2 separate regions of the Homo sapiens genome follow, and region 1 is linked to region 2. Evidence: chromatin loops called from intact Hi-C (ENCODE). Cell type or tissue: heart left ventricle. All regions are shown on one strand. Each heading gives the region's core, and the rest is flanking DNA. Links, peaks and the distances in the headings are about the cores only.

Evidence for each region. A loop is a pair of places that touch in the nucleus more often than their neighbours do. Peaks named below come from ENCODE experiments on the same cell type or tissue, not always from the same donor. Only the 100,000 strongest peaks of a DNase experiment are listed, where the experiment ranks them.
Region 1: a loop joins it to region 2, with 2.5 times the contacts of the local background. A loop is called at or near these places in 6 of 110 quality-filtered maps.

The regions. Positions count from the first base shown.
Region 1 is chr7:111,949,771-111,957,525 of GRCh38, forward strand. The region is part of intron 8 of DOCK4 (dedicator of cytokinesis 4); the gene reads right to left. It also overlaps the pseudogene RNA5SP237. Among named protein-coding and RNA genes, the nearest start is that of DOCK4-AS1, 150 kb to the left of the region's middle. RefSeq lists an enhancer at 2,305-2,843. In heart left ventricle, for the core only: a CTCF peak has its summit at 4,062 (motif pointing right); a DNase peak (open chromatin) is centred at 4,989; H3K27ac peaks cover 827 bases.
Region 2 is chr7:112,387,541-112,395,295 of GRCh38, forward strand. It overlaps LOC105375456 (a long non-coding RNA gene), which reads right to left and starts at 3,797. Exons shown (of 3, transcript XR_927870.3): 1 at 3,743-3,797. RefSeq lists an enhancer at 4,728-5,237. In heart left ventricle, for the core only: no CTCF peak of the experiment used is centred there; DNase peaks (open chromatin) are centred at 3,921 and 4,501; H3K4me3 peaks cover 1,499 bases; H3K27ac peaks cover 1,257 bases.

The sequences.
Region 1 (7,755 bases), core at 1,513-6,512, 440 kb before region 2:
GCAAATGGTTTTGGACAAAAAAAGACCTATATTAACGTATTTTGGAATCTTTGGATTATTATTACTCACCCACACTGAAATGTTTGGAGAATATCAGAAGGTATGCCTTCAACGCCCAGAAAAAAACTGAACAAGTCAATAATACTGCATTCTTTTTTTTCCTTTCTTTCTTTTGAGACGGAGTCTCGTTCTATCACCCAGGCTGGAGTACAGCAGCGCGATCTCAGCTCACTGCAACCTCCGCCTCCCAGGTTCAAGTGATTCTCCTGCCTCAGCCTCCAGAGTAGCTGGGACTACAGACGCATGCCACCCCACTCAGCTAATTTTTAGATTTTTTGTAGTGACAGGGTTTCACCATGTTGGCCAGGCTGGTCTCCAACTCCTGACCTCAGGTGATCTGCCTGCCTCACCCTCCCAAAATGCTGGGATTACAGGCATAAGCCACCGTGCCTGGCCAATAATATTGCATTCTGGCACATCTTCTGAAATTCTCCAAATATTTTGTGCAAACTTTTGTGGCCACACAGAAATATGTTTTTGACAGTCTATTCTAAGTCTGTTCTATCGCAACTCTGTGGTAAGTATGATCAGATGACAAAATTAGTTTTTGTAAACTTAAAAAATGTCCTTCCAAGATATGCATACCTCCATTACATACATCATTTAGACTTTTTTCCTAAGTGGAAGAGAAGTTTATATGTTTCTTTCCTATTACATGGTGAGCAACTAGAATACAGGCCCATGAGTATTAACCTTTTTGTATCTTCAACTCCTAGTGAATGATTTGGTATTCTTAGATGTTTGATAAGACTAACCAAATACAATCTTTTAGGACAAAATAGAATAACACTCAAATAACTGGAAAGTTTTAATTCTCTCCAAACTTTCCCATTATGTCCTTTACTTTATGGTAGGGAAATGTATGAAACTCTGCAAAAAGATATTTCAATCCATGATGCCTCACGACCTGACTCGAGATTCTCATATTAACTTCGTGGCACCCCAGATTCCAGATTATTCCATTTAATGCTGTCCTCATGAACATTTTATATCTTTATTATATTCAACATACAGTAATAAAAAACTATACTGATATGTTTTCAAATGAGAATACTGTCTTCCTCTTCTTACAGAATGAATAAGCAAATAGAACATTTCTAGAAACACTGAGAAATGAGAGTTGGTATTATTAACAGCAGAGAAAACTCATTATTTGACTTCCCCATATACTGCCATGTTCTTCCAGAGGCAATCTCTCCGCAGGAGAAATTTAGTGTCCACCTGAATTCCATGTATGAGTCATTATAAATCATGATACTATAAATCAAAAATGACTATTTCTTTGGAAATAAAGAAAAACAAACCACAATTATTTATTATTTATAACCTTTCTTCTTCCAACAATGATTTGATGAAATCAGGATAATGAAATAAGAACATAAATAAGCATTCCTGGAAAAAATCATAAAGGCAAATGTGTACCCTGTGCCAGACCCTATGACTTATGCCTTACATAGCTCTTCTCATTTAATTCTCCTCACCACAGTAGGAGGTGGAAACCACTGTTGTGCCCATTTGTCATCCCAGTGAGAAAGCAGAAGCTAGGAGATATTAGATAAGTTGGCCAAAGTTGTGTGGTCAGTCAAGGATGGGGCCAGGATATTAAATTCCAGAGTCTGATTTGAGAGTCTCACCTTTTAACCAAAATGCAACCCTCTCTTTGAAAGAACAGGGCACCTCAGAGCACCAAAGAAGGCATGGTATGGTAGCTCACTACTGGTAATCTCAGCACTTTGGGAGGCTGAAGTGGGAGGATCACTTGAGCCCAAGAGTTCAAAACCAACTTGGGTCAACATATTGGAAACCCCATCGCTACCAAAAAAAAAAAAAAAAGAAGAAGAAAGAAAGAAAGAAAAAAATTAGCCAAGCATGGTGGCACATTCCTATAATCCCAGGCACTCAGTAGCTGAGTAGTCCCAGCTACACAGAAGGCTGAGGTGGGAAGACTGCTTGAGCCTGGGAGGTCAAGGCTGCAGTGAGCCATGATCGCACCACTGTACTCCAGTGGGGTGTACTCCAGGGGTAAGACCTTGTCTCAAAAAAAAGAAAGAAATGGACAAAGAAGAGCAAAACTAACTATGTCACACAAACCAAGAGTTTTTGTGTGAATATTCTTAATAAAATTAAAACATAATAATTACAAATGGCCAAGCACAGTGTCACACTCCTGTTGTCCCAGCTACTCAGGAGGTTGAGGCAGGAGGATTACTTGAGCCTAGAGGTCAAGTTCAGTCTGGGCAAGATAGCAAAGTCCCTGTCTGCGAAAAAAAAAAAAAATCAACCAAATAAATGAATAAACAAACAAAACTGCATGAAGCCAAATGAAAAAAACAAAAAGCCACAACATATCTGTGTTTATGGAAATTACACCTGTGACCAACTGCTCAGTTGAACTACTGATATTCTGATGTACTCAAAAAGACCTCTAATGATGACAAGTGTGTTTCACAGCATAGTGTGGTAGAAATGTTCTTCCTGGTCATGCAAATAATATAGGAGGCACAGTAGGGATCTGAAGGTCCTGATGGCTTCTCTTCTGTTTCTCAGTAGGATGCTTCTGTCCTCTGTGCCTCCTTGTAAACCACTCAGTAGAAGTAACCCTTCAGTTGGGAAGGCCAATATCAAAAATTTTGACATTTTACATGAAATATATTTTTATATTTCACATAAAAATTGTTCTATCTTTCTGCATGGATTTATATTTATCACTTTTATAGTTCACCTCACATAAGAAGTAAAACTGTCTAGTGATTCAATGAGCATGAAAGTTACACAACATGTACTTTTATCCAAAAATATATGACTGGGTAATATCTTCGGTTGAAACATGTTGTGAGAAAGATTAGCAAGCTAATCAATCCACAAAAAATTACAAAGAACGCTTGTAAAATAATTTTCAACAGTTAAATATCATTGAAATAGATTTATGGTCTCCAAGAAGAACAATAACAACAGAGAACACATTTAGACGGTCATGTTCTATTAAACTAATTGGAAAAACAACTGTCATTTTTTTTATACTCAAACCAATTTTACAAAAACAAAAACAAAAACAAAAATCCCATGTAGCATATCTGAAAAAGCAGTCATTTGTCTTAAATTGAACTATGCTAATCTGGGCACAGTGACTCACGCCTGAAATCCCAGCACTTTGGGAGGCAGAAACAGGCAGATCACTTGAGCCTCGGAGTTCAAGATCAGCCTGGGCAACAGGGTGAAACCTTGTCTCTACAAAAAATTTAAAAAATTAGCCCGGTGGGGTGGTGCATGCCTGTGATCCCAAGTACTCAGGAGACACAGGTGGGAGGATCACTTGAGCCCAGGAGGCAGAGGTTGCAATGAGCTGATATCTGGGATAACAGAATGAGACCTTGTCTTAAAAAAAAAAAAAATTAACTACGCTGTTTGAAGAGTGTGAGGATAACAATTAATACCCATTCTACACTGAGTAGGTGTGAAGGGAGACACACCAGAAGCTAAGGGGTGGTAAGATGGACGAAGGAATAATGAGAAGAGCTAAGAGGATGGTTCCAGGGTGCAGTGCTGACCCTAGAGCCTCTCCCTAAAAGGCAATAGAATACAAACGTAAGGTGATCTGAATTGTTTCTATTTCACTGCTTCTCCTGCATTCTGTCAAATGTTTTCTGATTGCCTAACAGTGTAAGATATGTCCAATAATCTGCTGTGGGAGACCAGAATACGGCACCCCAAAATATACTTCTTTGGCATAAGAATTGTTGAGCTAAAGGCAATTAAGAAGTAGGTGCTGTAAAGCTCTCTGCCTTCCCTCTAATTGCCTAAAGGCAATGCATAGATTTACAAAAACAAAAAGAATCTTGCCTCTCTTAGACCATGTAAGTACTAACAGGCCTGGCCTTGCTTAGTTTCTGAGATCAAACAAGATCAGGCACATTCAGGGTGGCATGGTCATGGGCCTGCCCCTTCTTCTACCAGGGAGAACAAAGGTTAACCACAGATGACAATTTTAAACGTTACAGGCCTGGAGATGGCACCAGAGGTATCCCTACCAACACTCTTTATCAACTAGCCTTTGTCTGCCAGTTATTTGCCTTCCTAGAAGTTGCCTCCCTAGAGACTTCAAGTCCTGTTTGGTCTTGTCATTTCTCCAAAATGTACTGTTCTTTCTTGAAGACACTATATAAGCTGGAATTCAAAGCCACCTCTTTGAGAATTTCTCATTCCCTATGTATTAATATATCTCATTTATGTATGAAATATACATGTTAGTAAACTTCTGTTTTTCTCTTTTTAATTTGTCTTTTGATAAAGAGGACCATTCCAACTAAGAATGTATGAGTGTTAAAGAAAAAATTATTTTCCTTCCCAAAACTGTGAAGAGAGCTGTTACTGTGGTCTCGCCTAGAATAACAAAGGACAATTCAGAAAAGCTCAGGCCGCACTATAAATTGCTCTATTTATGCCCCCAAGAAACCAGTGCTACCTCTGTCCAGGCAAGATACTTTGGGAAGCAGCTGGAAGGTGTGCTGGCAGTTCTGCAGTGGCCGCTGGACTACGGGGCTTTGGTGCTTATGATGGCAGAGATGAAGGACATTCGAATAGATGCCCTATGTACAGGGAATGATCAGTGGTAAACAGAAGAGACCCAAGGGCCTTCTAATTCAGTGGTTCCCAACTGAAAGATTCTCCCCAGGGCCTGAAAGCTTAAGGGAATGAATAACTCCTCCCTCCTCAGGCCCAGTCCCAAGGCGCAAGACCCAGCAGCGTGCGTCAGCAAGATAGCAGAAGCAGGAAGAGAGGTGGCCGGAAGACACATACCCCCTGAAGATGGAGAGGGAGACTGTCCGGGTACTACGTAGCTGTCATGTCAGACTGGGACACTTCCTGTTTACAGAGGGCTATAAAACCCCTGCCCCGTCCTCACATGGGGCTGATGCCATTTTAGGCCTCGGCCTGTCTGCACCCAGGCGCTCATTAAAACAGGGTACTGCTCCACACTGCCTTGTGTTGTTTGTTGGCGTGCTCTCAGGGTTCGAACCGATACAAAGAGCCTCGCACCAACCTGATTGTGTACAATATTCTCCTGGTGAGCTGTATAAAGCCCAGGCCCCACCCTGGAGATCCTGATTGACTGGGTCAGGATGGACCTAAAAGCTTCCTGTTTGTTTAAAGCCCAGCCATGTTAAAGGACCACTGTTTTTACCCAAAAGCCCTAGTCTTAATTAATCAGAATTGCTGACTGTTTTATGATAGTCATGTATACCAGAAAACAGGCAATGTACGCCTGGTATCTTAGGGTCGAAGACTTTTCCCCTCTTCCTCCCAACCACATGAGAACACAAATGACAGAGTTTTTCCTTGGCAATAAATGAAAGCAACTTCTCAAGCAAGTCTTCCTAGATAAGATTATTAATGTGCTTTCTAATTTTAAAACTAAAGCAAAGTTAGAGTCATGAGCTCTTCTGATTAAAGGGAAATGGAAAGAGGAAGATCTCTGATACAACTGTTTCCAGAGTTTACTTAAAGAGGAGATAGATGATGTTTTCTTTTAAAAATATTAATGCTCAAGCCCATATTCACCTTACAAATAATTGAGTGTTGAGGACTATGCAGCCAAATGATGTGATGGCTTTGTTGGCACATAAAGAATTTGGGTTTAGTTGAATGACACAACAGGAGACATATTTTTAAACTATAGCCAATTCCATTGCCAATTTTGAATAACAAGCCAATTCTTTCTTACTAGTCAGGATGATTATTGTGTACAATATTCTCCGTCACGCTATTTGTCTTTGCAGAAAAATAAAGATATCTGAAACAAATATCTCTGTTTTTAGGAAAGGTAAAATTTTAGGAAAGAGTTTTTAGGAAGGTAAAATTCAATAAAAAAGGAATATAATACTCTTTAAAATTATAAATAATGTTCAGATCAGCTGCTGTTTCACATCTTCTGTGCTGTTACCAGATTAAGCAATTGGTGAATTAAAGAAATGATTTTGACTGACTGTTGATTTAAGAAAAACAGCTGTGACTTTAAGTTCAGAAGACTTGAGACCTTAGAAATCTTGAAGTTCGTTTCAAGTAAAATCCTTAGAAAAAGGCCTGCTGTATAACTAAACTGAGAAAAATACTTGCTTGAGTCTCTCTCTGGAGAACTCATTAAGAATTTCACTAAAAAATGAGTTCCTTAGAGAAGTAACCAAAAGTAGGCACAGAGAGGATCTGGTCAACACAAACAGGGACCATGAAATGAGAAAGCCTCTATGTAGGCAGAATGCGTTCTGCTTATCATTCTGGGAATTTATATCATTTGATCATTGTAAACACTGTATCTTTGACATTTCGTGAGAAAAGAATCACTCTGATCTATATTCAGAAATTATTCTGACCTTTCTAACATCTTTTCATTAGGAATGTCTATAATAAGGAAAGTTAAAGTAAAGTAAACCTGAGCTCTTTATAAGTACTCTGAGTTGAAGCATGCAGTTTCTTAAAAAGGCAGAAAAGCCATAAATAAACACAGAATAAGTATAAAAATCCATGTCATTCAAGCCCTGCAAAAACAGTAAGTATAATAAATCGTTCATGCATTTACTATCTTAGAGAGATTTTCTTTTTTTCATGAAATTATGTCTGTGAAAGGAAAATAAAAACTTGGGACCCCCAATTCACTCTGCCAAAGGGAAGAAGATTAAGCTGAAAGCTGAGTCACGCAAGAAGCTGCCTTTCCTTTTGCTCCTAAGCAGAGAGCTACAGATAAGAGGTTAAATATCTCCACAGGTAGTTACTCTATGTTCACCTTATTGTCTGTAAAGTGTTCATTTACTGAGCGTGAGATGAATACATAATTGACTATTCCCCTATCTATTTCTTTTCTCTTGCAACATGTGGATTCAGTAATGTGACCACCTTCTTCTTTCCCCTCCAGCCTGCCTTTTCCCTTTAAATATGAAGTCTCAATATTCTCATCTTCAGAGAAAGGCACAGACCTGTCTCCTAGGTGCATGCCCTTAACCTTGGCAAAATAAACTAAATTGACTGAGATCTGTTTCAGATACATTTTGCTTTACAAGCCAAAATCAAATTTCCATTCCAATAGCTTTTACTGATGGACACAACATCTTACTGATAGATTCTTTATATTCATTATAACTTTTAAAAATGAAAATGATCTAAAGCATCATTAAATACTATTTATTAATTAGATGACTCATTCAACTGTATTTTTTGAAGATCAGGTGCTTTTTTAACCTGGGAGCTACAAAGCTTAACTGATAGGAAAATGTTAATGCTTATGAGAACAGGTATATTATTTTCTGTTGAAGTCTATAGTTTATATACTTCTAAAAAGAAATCTTTGGTACTGAAAAAGTTAGGAACCATTGCTTTAGACATGTGAAATAAAAATCGCATATTGGATACCATACAAAGGGCTGATACAGAAACTGGTGAAATAAGGAAATGATTTTGATTTATTGTTAAGAAATGTGAAATACTTTTGTAAAATAAAAATTGCATATTGGGCACCATACAAAAGGATGATAAAGAAACTGGTGAATTAAGGAAATGATTCTGACTGACTGTTGATTTAAGAAAGATAGCCATGACTCCAAGTTCAGAAGACTTTAGAAATCCCAAAGTTCATTTCAAGTAAAATCCTTAGAGGTATACTATATAACTAAACAACCTGGAAAAAATACTTGCTTGAGTATTTTG
Region 2 (7,755 bases), core at 1,736-6,735:
ATTCTTACTAATTTGTCTTCATACGTGCCACCTATGAATCTCCAAAGCCTCTGTATGATCAGACAGAAGTGGGGAGAGATTAGTGTTGACCTTTAAATAGTCCCACCGAAAGCCATGTTCAGATATACAATGCTACGGTTTCTCTAGACTCTTATAGAGCAACTATTTGGGAATTTTTAATAATCAAATTATGTACCACACAAGAACTCCTTTTTTACATTGCTATTAACCTGTGGTATTCTTGTTCTTGTTCTTGGTGGTGGTGTTAGTTTTACTTAATTTTGCCAAAACCTTGGTCAAAACCTTATTCAACACCCACTAGGATGGCTATTAAGAAAAAATACAGATAATAACAAGCATTGCTGAGAATGTGGAAAAATTGGAGCCCTCACACATTGCCTATGGGACTGTAACATGATACCACTACTTCGGAAAACAGTTTAGCAGTTCCTCAAAAAGTTAAACTTAGAGTTCGCATATGACCCAGCAAGTCTACTCCTAGATATATACCCAAGAGAAGTGAGGATTCAAAACATGCCCACACAAAAACATGTGCACAAATGTTCATAACAGCATTATTCATAATAGCCAAAAAGTAAAAACAACTCAATGACCATCAACTGATGAATTGATAAAAAAGTATGGTACATCCACACTTTTTTTGGTACAAAAAAGAATAAAATACTTGGTTACCTGATACAAAAAAGAGTAAAATACTAAGCCTAGCATGGTAATCCCAGCACTTTGGGAGGCTGAGGCAGACGGGTCACTTGAGGTCAGGAGTTCCAGATGACCCTGGCCAACATGGCAAAACCCCGTCTCTACTAAAAATACAAAAATTAGCCGGGCATGCCGGTGGTTTGCACCTGTAGTCTCAGCTACTCGGGAGGCTGAGGCACGAGAATCACTTGAACCTGGGAGGCAGAGATTGCAGTGAGCTGAGATCATACCACTGCACTCCAGCCTGGGCGACAAAAAAAAAAAAAAAAGTAATTACTGACACGTGCTACAACATGGATGAATCGTGAAAACATTAAGCTAAGTTAAAGAACTCAGTCACAAAAGGCCACACATGGCATGACTCCTTTTATATGAGATGTCAAGAGTAGGCAAATCCACTAAAACAGAGAGTAGACTCATGGTTACCAGGGGATGGAGGGAAGAGAAAAAAAAGGAGTGGTTGCTAATGGGTATGGGGTTTCTTTTGGGGATGATGAAAATGTTTTAGAATTAGATAATAATGACGTTTGTATGACTCTATGACCATACTAAAAGCCACTGAATTGCACACTTAAAAATCCTTATTCTGGCCGAGCACGGTAGCTCATGCCTGTAATCCCAGCACTTTGGGAGGCCGAGGAGGGCAGATCACCTAAGATCAGGAGTTCAAGACCAGCCTGACCAACATAGTGAAACCCCGTCTCTACTAAAAATACAAAATTAGCTGGGCATGGTGGCACATGCCTATAATCCCAGCTACTCAGGAGGCTGAGGCAGGAGAATCGCTTGAACCCAGGAGGCAGTTCAACCCAGGAGGTTGCAGTGAGCCGAGGTCACACCATTGCACTCCAGCCTGGGCAACAAGAGTGAAACTCAGTCTCAAAAAAAAAATTCTTATTCTACGGAAATGAACACATGTCCACAGACAGACATGCATGTGAATGTTTATAGCAGCATTATTCATAATAGCCAAAAACTAGAAACAACCTAAATGCCCATCAACAGGTGAATGGGTAAACAAAATGTACATACATTATGAAATACTATTCAACAATAAAATAAAAGTACTGATACATACTACAACACCTTGAAAACATAATACAAAGTGGAAGAAGCCACGTATTGTATGATCCCATTCATATGAAGTATCTAGAAAAGGCAAATTTATAAAGACGGAATGGGATCAGTGGTTGCCTAAAGCAGGAGGATGGGAGTGGGGATTAACTGTAAATGGACACCACGGAGCTTTATGCAGTGATGGAAACATCCTGAGACTGGGTTTCAATGATGGCTGTACAACTCTACACATTCATAAGAGTCATTGACTTGTACATTTATAATGGGCGAACTTTATGGTATAGAAATTAGACTTCAATTAAGTTGGTAAGAATGAAAACCTTATTAATAGACTTGGCTATGAATGTCCCTTAGACATTCCCGCAGTTCCTTGCTGTAAGGATGAACGTTCTCTATATGTCATAGGGTCCACCTCTGAGTGGAAGAGTTACATAAATGTTTTGAGGAATGGCAGCCTCAGAGCCCACCTCAAGAAACGGGTTTAAAGGGAACAGCCTTCACTGGGATGTCTCACTGACAGTGTATTTCTGAAGCAGTCAGATCCCTGCGTTGTGATATCCAGTACATGACTCTTCTCTGTACACACTCTGCAGGATCTGGAAAGCTTATGAGTGGAGGAGGCAACAAAACTAGAGGAACCTCAAGACAATTCCCAGATCATAGAAACCAAGCCATCCCTTCCTCCCTTTTATAAGAGAAGTTTCTCCTAGTTAAACAAGATTATACAAAATGAACACATATTTCATTTATAAAGCCCATTTGGCCATCCCAATATAGATGATAGCGATAATGGTGTAATTCAAGACTACCAGGAGAGAACACCTGTCCCACCTCACTCCACCCCATATATACATATACACACTTATACAGGTGTACCTCTCTTTGTCTCAGTAATGACTGCAATTCTTCTAACTACGGGCAATATGGTATGGAGGGTATGAACGAGTGCTCTCATGCCAGATGACTGAGTTTCAATTCTGGCTTCACCGCTTACTAGCTGTGTGGCCTTGGGCAAGGTGTAACCTCTCTGTGCCTCAGTCTCCTCATCTGTAAAATGGGGATGGCATAGGACTTTTGTCAGAAGTAAATAGATTACTGCTTGTAAAGTGCTTAATATATTGCCGGACACATAGTAAGTGCTGCATATGTATCAACCACATTCGGGCCCTGGTTCTGGCAGGTACTGGTCTTGTGTCCTCGGGGAGTCATTTCATCTCTCTGGACCTCAACCTGGTCACATGTAAAATGGTGATAATAACCCTGCACTGCTTACTTCTCAGGATCGTCGTGAAGGCCTCATAAAATAATATGTGGACAGTGCCTTGAAAAGCAGCAACCCCATGTAAATGTCTGTCTTGTTACTTATCCTAGGTCTATGTAGATTGTTTGGGAGCACAGTGGTTCTCACACTTGTCAAGAAATCAGACTATTTTCTCCTTTGTGGAGCAAACTGCTTCTACTTCAAGTCTTGGCTTAGAGGTCACTCCTGTAGGAAAACTTCCCTGATCCCCCTCACTCCGAATAATTGTGTTAGGTGCCCCTTCGACACCCTCCCCAGCACACCATACCCGGTGCCCGGTGTTCCTATTCCTTATCATTGCAGTTATGTATGTATTGTCAGCATTTGCTTACTTGTCTGATTTTGAGATCCTTGAAGACAAGAATAACTGTGTCTGGGGTCACCTCTATGTCCTTAGCACTTATTTCAATGTCTAGCACATAGCACGTGCTCAAGAAATATTTGCTTAATAAAGTCCAGATTCAAAGAGCCCACTCCCACTGGATATATTCACTCCAACGATATTTCAGAAGCTTCTCATTCTTACTATCTTCAAACTGGAACTGGTTCTAACCGGTTATCTAACTTATCTAACTTATTACTTATTTAACTCAGCTGATTTAGCTTTCTAATTTATTTCTTATTGCTCTCGTTGCTCCCACTCACTTTGTTCTATGCTGTTCTCCCAATATACCAGGCACGCGTCTGCCTCAGAGCCACCGGGCACGCGTCCGCCTCAGAAACACCGGGCACGCGCCCGCCTCAGAAACACCGGGCACGCGTCCGCCTCTGAAACACTGGGCCCGCGGCTGCCTCAGAAACACCGGGCACGCGCCCGCCTTAGAGCCACCGGGCATGCGCCCGCCTCAGAAACACCGGGCACGCGTCCGCCTCTGAAACACTGGGCCCGCGGCTGCCTCAGAAACACCGGGCACGTGCCCGCCTTAGAGCCACCGGGCATGCGTCCGCCTCTGAAACACCGGGCACGCGTCCGCCTCTGAAACACCGGGCCCGCGGCTGCCTCTGAAACACCGGGCACGCGCCCGCCTCAGAAACACCGGGCACGCGTCCGCCTCTGAAACACCGGGCCCGCGGCTGCCTCAGAAACACCGGGCACGCGCCCGCCTTAGAGCCACCGGGCATGCGCCCGCCTCAGAAACACCGGGCACGCGTCCGCCTCTGAAACACTGGGCCCGCGGCTGCCTCAGAAACACCGGGCACGCGCCCGCCTTAGAGCCACCGGGCATGCGTCCGCCTCTGAAACACCGGGCACGCGTCCGCCTCTGAAACACCGGGCCCGCGGCTGCCTCAGAAACACCGGGCACGCGCCCGCCTTAGAGCCACCGGGCACGCGCCCGCCTCAGAAACACCGGGCATGCGTCCGCCTCTGAAACACCGGGCCCGCGGCTGCCTCAGAAACACCGGGCACGCGCCCGCCTTAGAGCCACCGGGCATGCGCCCGCCTCAGAAACACCGGGCACGCGTCTACCTTAGAACCACCAGGCACGCGGCTGCCTCAGCACCACCAGCCATGCTTCTACCTCAGAACCTTTGCATTTGCTGTTCCCTCTTCCTGGAACACTATTCTATGTCCACATGGCTTTCTTCCTCATTTCCTTCAGGGATTTGCTCAAATATTCTGTTTTTAGTGAGGCTTCCCCTGAATATCTTTTAAAAAATAAAAATCACTCTCCCTCAGGCCTTCCTGATCCTCTCTTCCAATCTTATTTTTCTTCATTGAAATTTTTTTTTTTGAGACAGAGTTTCTCTCTGTCGCCAAGGCTGGAGAGCAGTGGCACAATCACAGCTCACTGCAGACTCAACCTTCTGGGCTCAAGTGATCCTTCTCTCAACCTCCCAAGTAGCTGGGTCCACAGACACGTGCCATCATGCCCGGTTATCTTTTATTTTTATTTTTTTGAATAGACGATGTATCACCATGTTGCCCAGGCTTCTCACAAACTCCCCCCGAGTGATCCGCCCGCCTTGGCCTTCCAAAATGCTGGGGTTACATGTGTGAGCCACCGTGCCCGGCTCCTCCGTCCCTTACCCTTTCACATGCTGTGTAGTTGTTTACCTGTTATCTGTCTCCACTCACTAACTTACAAGCTCCATAAGAGCAGGGATTTTTGTCAGTTTTGTTGGCTGCTTTAGAATAGTGCCTGGCACAGGCCGCGCGCGGTGGCTCACGCCTGTAATCCCAGCACTTTGGGAGGCCGAGGAGGGTGGATCACGAGGTCAGGAGATCGAGACCATCCTGGCTAACACGGTGAAACCCTGTCTCTACTAATAATACAAAAAAAAATTAGCCGGGCATGGTGGCAGGCGCCTGTTGTCCCAGCTACTGGGGAGGCTGAGGCAGGAGAATGGCGTGAACCCGGGAGGCGGAGCTTGCAGTGAGCCGAGATCGCGCCACTGCACTCCAGCCTGGGCGACAGAGCTAGACTCTGTTTCAAAAAAAAAAAAAAAAAAGGAATAGTGCCTGGCACATAATAGGCATTCAGTAAATATTGTTTGAATGAATAAATCTTAAACAGAGTGTGTGATATAAAATGTAAGATTTCCTTTATGACTTGGGGTCATCTACATCTAGCTGGGCATTCCTGACCACCCGTCCTTCTATTCTCATCCAAGCAGAGTTCTTCACTTTCTCCTCTTTATTACTCCTGTTCCTTACACGTTTTTATAGTTAGACTCATCACACTGAATTCTAATTTATTTATAAATATGTTTGCTTTCCTCCCCTTGCTGTAGGCTCCTTGGGGTAGTAACTGCATTTAAACTATTTCTAAATCCTCAGTATCCTGAACAGCGTCTGGAACTTTGCGGGCACCAGTGAAATGTCAGTTGGAACGTATTGCCCATACCTAAAAGAGCAGGTGCAGATACAGTGTGGGAGGTAGGGGTGACTGATTTCGTTTGTTGTTCTGCTGTGTGCAGTTAATGTCCCTGATATAGTTTGGATACTTGTCCCCACCCAAATCTCATGTCAAAATATAATCCCCAGTGTTGGAGGTGGCCGCTGGTGGGAGGGTGATTAGATCATGAGGACGGATTTCTCATGAATGCTCTAACACCGTCCCCTTGGTGCTGTTCTTGCAATAGTGACTGAGTTTTCGTGAGATCTGGTTGTTTAAAAGTGTGTGGCACCTCCTCACCTCTCTCTTGCTCCTGCTCCCTCTTCATCTTCTGTCATGATTGTGAGATGCTGGCGCTATGCTTCCTGTAGAGCCTGCGGAACTGTAAGCCAATTAAACCTCTTTTCTTAGAAATTATCCAGCCTCAGATATTTCTTTATAGCAATGCAAGCATGGCATAATGCAATTCCCATCCCTTTCCCTCAGATTACTGAATCCTAGGATCAGAGAATCTCTGCTTGGTATGTGGAAGTCCTCAGGAAGAATGAGAAACTGTTGATCCATCTCCCCCACCTTCAGCTCCCTCTACATGGAACAAGCTTCTAGCATCCCACCTGTGAGAGCAAAGAGCCAAGGTGGCAGCTCCTTGCCCTCCAATTTGCCTCTTCCTCCTCTGCTCACATTACCCCAGCTCCATCCAAGGCTGCTGATAGGACTGGTTGGTCCCCTGCCTGCTTCCCTTCTTTCTTTCTTAATGTAAAATCCTCAGTGCTCTGCCCTAAGCCCTTTTCCTTTCTCATATGATCTTCCTTTGATGGTCTTTTTTTTTTTTTTTTTTTTTTGAGATAGAGTCTTGCCCTGTTGCCTAGGCTGGAGGGCAGTGGCGCCATCTCGGCTCACTGCAACCTCTGCCTCCTGGGTTCAAGCGATTCTCCTGTCTCAGCCTCCTGAGTAGCTGGGATTACAGGTGTGCACCCGCACGCCCAGCTAATTTTTGTATTTTTAGTAGACAGGGGGTTTCGCCATGTTGGCCAAACTGGTTTTGAACTCGTGACCTCAGGTGATCTGCCCACCTCGGCCTCCCAAAGTGCTGGGATTACAGGAGTGAGCCACCATGCCTGGCCCTTTGATGGTCTTATCTATTCCTGTTCTACCTGTGACAATGCCATAAAACCTAGGATCTTAGGACTATTGAGTATGAAGCACCCTCTTGACAACCTAAACTTTGGTTTAGGTTATCAACCTATCTCAACCCTATCATTAGCAAATGACCTTCACCATTTCCACCCTATCAGTTTACTGCATGTATTATTTATTTACTATTTTAAAAAATCAGTATGCTTTCCCACTTCACTTAGCCAAAGAAATAGTGTCAGCAAAATGAAGAGTTTGTTGGACAATCATTTTTTTTAGAGAGAGAGTCTTGCTCTGTTGCCCAGGCTGGAGTGCAGTGGCACAATCATGGCTCACTGCAGCCTTGACTTCCCGGGCTCAAGCAGTCTTCCTGCCTCAGCCTTCCAAGCAGCTGGAACTACAGACATGAGCCACTACACCTAGCTAATTTTTAAATTTTAAGCAGAGGTGGGGTCTTGCTATGTTGCCCAGGCTGATCTCAAACCCCTGGCCTCAAGTGATCCTTTCATCTCAGCCTCCCAAAGTGCTGGGATTATAGATGTGAGCCACTATGACAGGCCTGGGGAATCTTTTTTTCTAAAACACATCAACATAAATATGAGTGGTAAAAAATTTTTTGAAGTTTCCATGTGGACCACCTAAAATCATATTGCAGACCACACTGTGGGAGACTTGGGTTCAGCACTG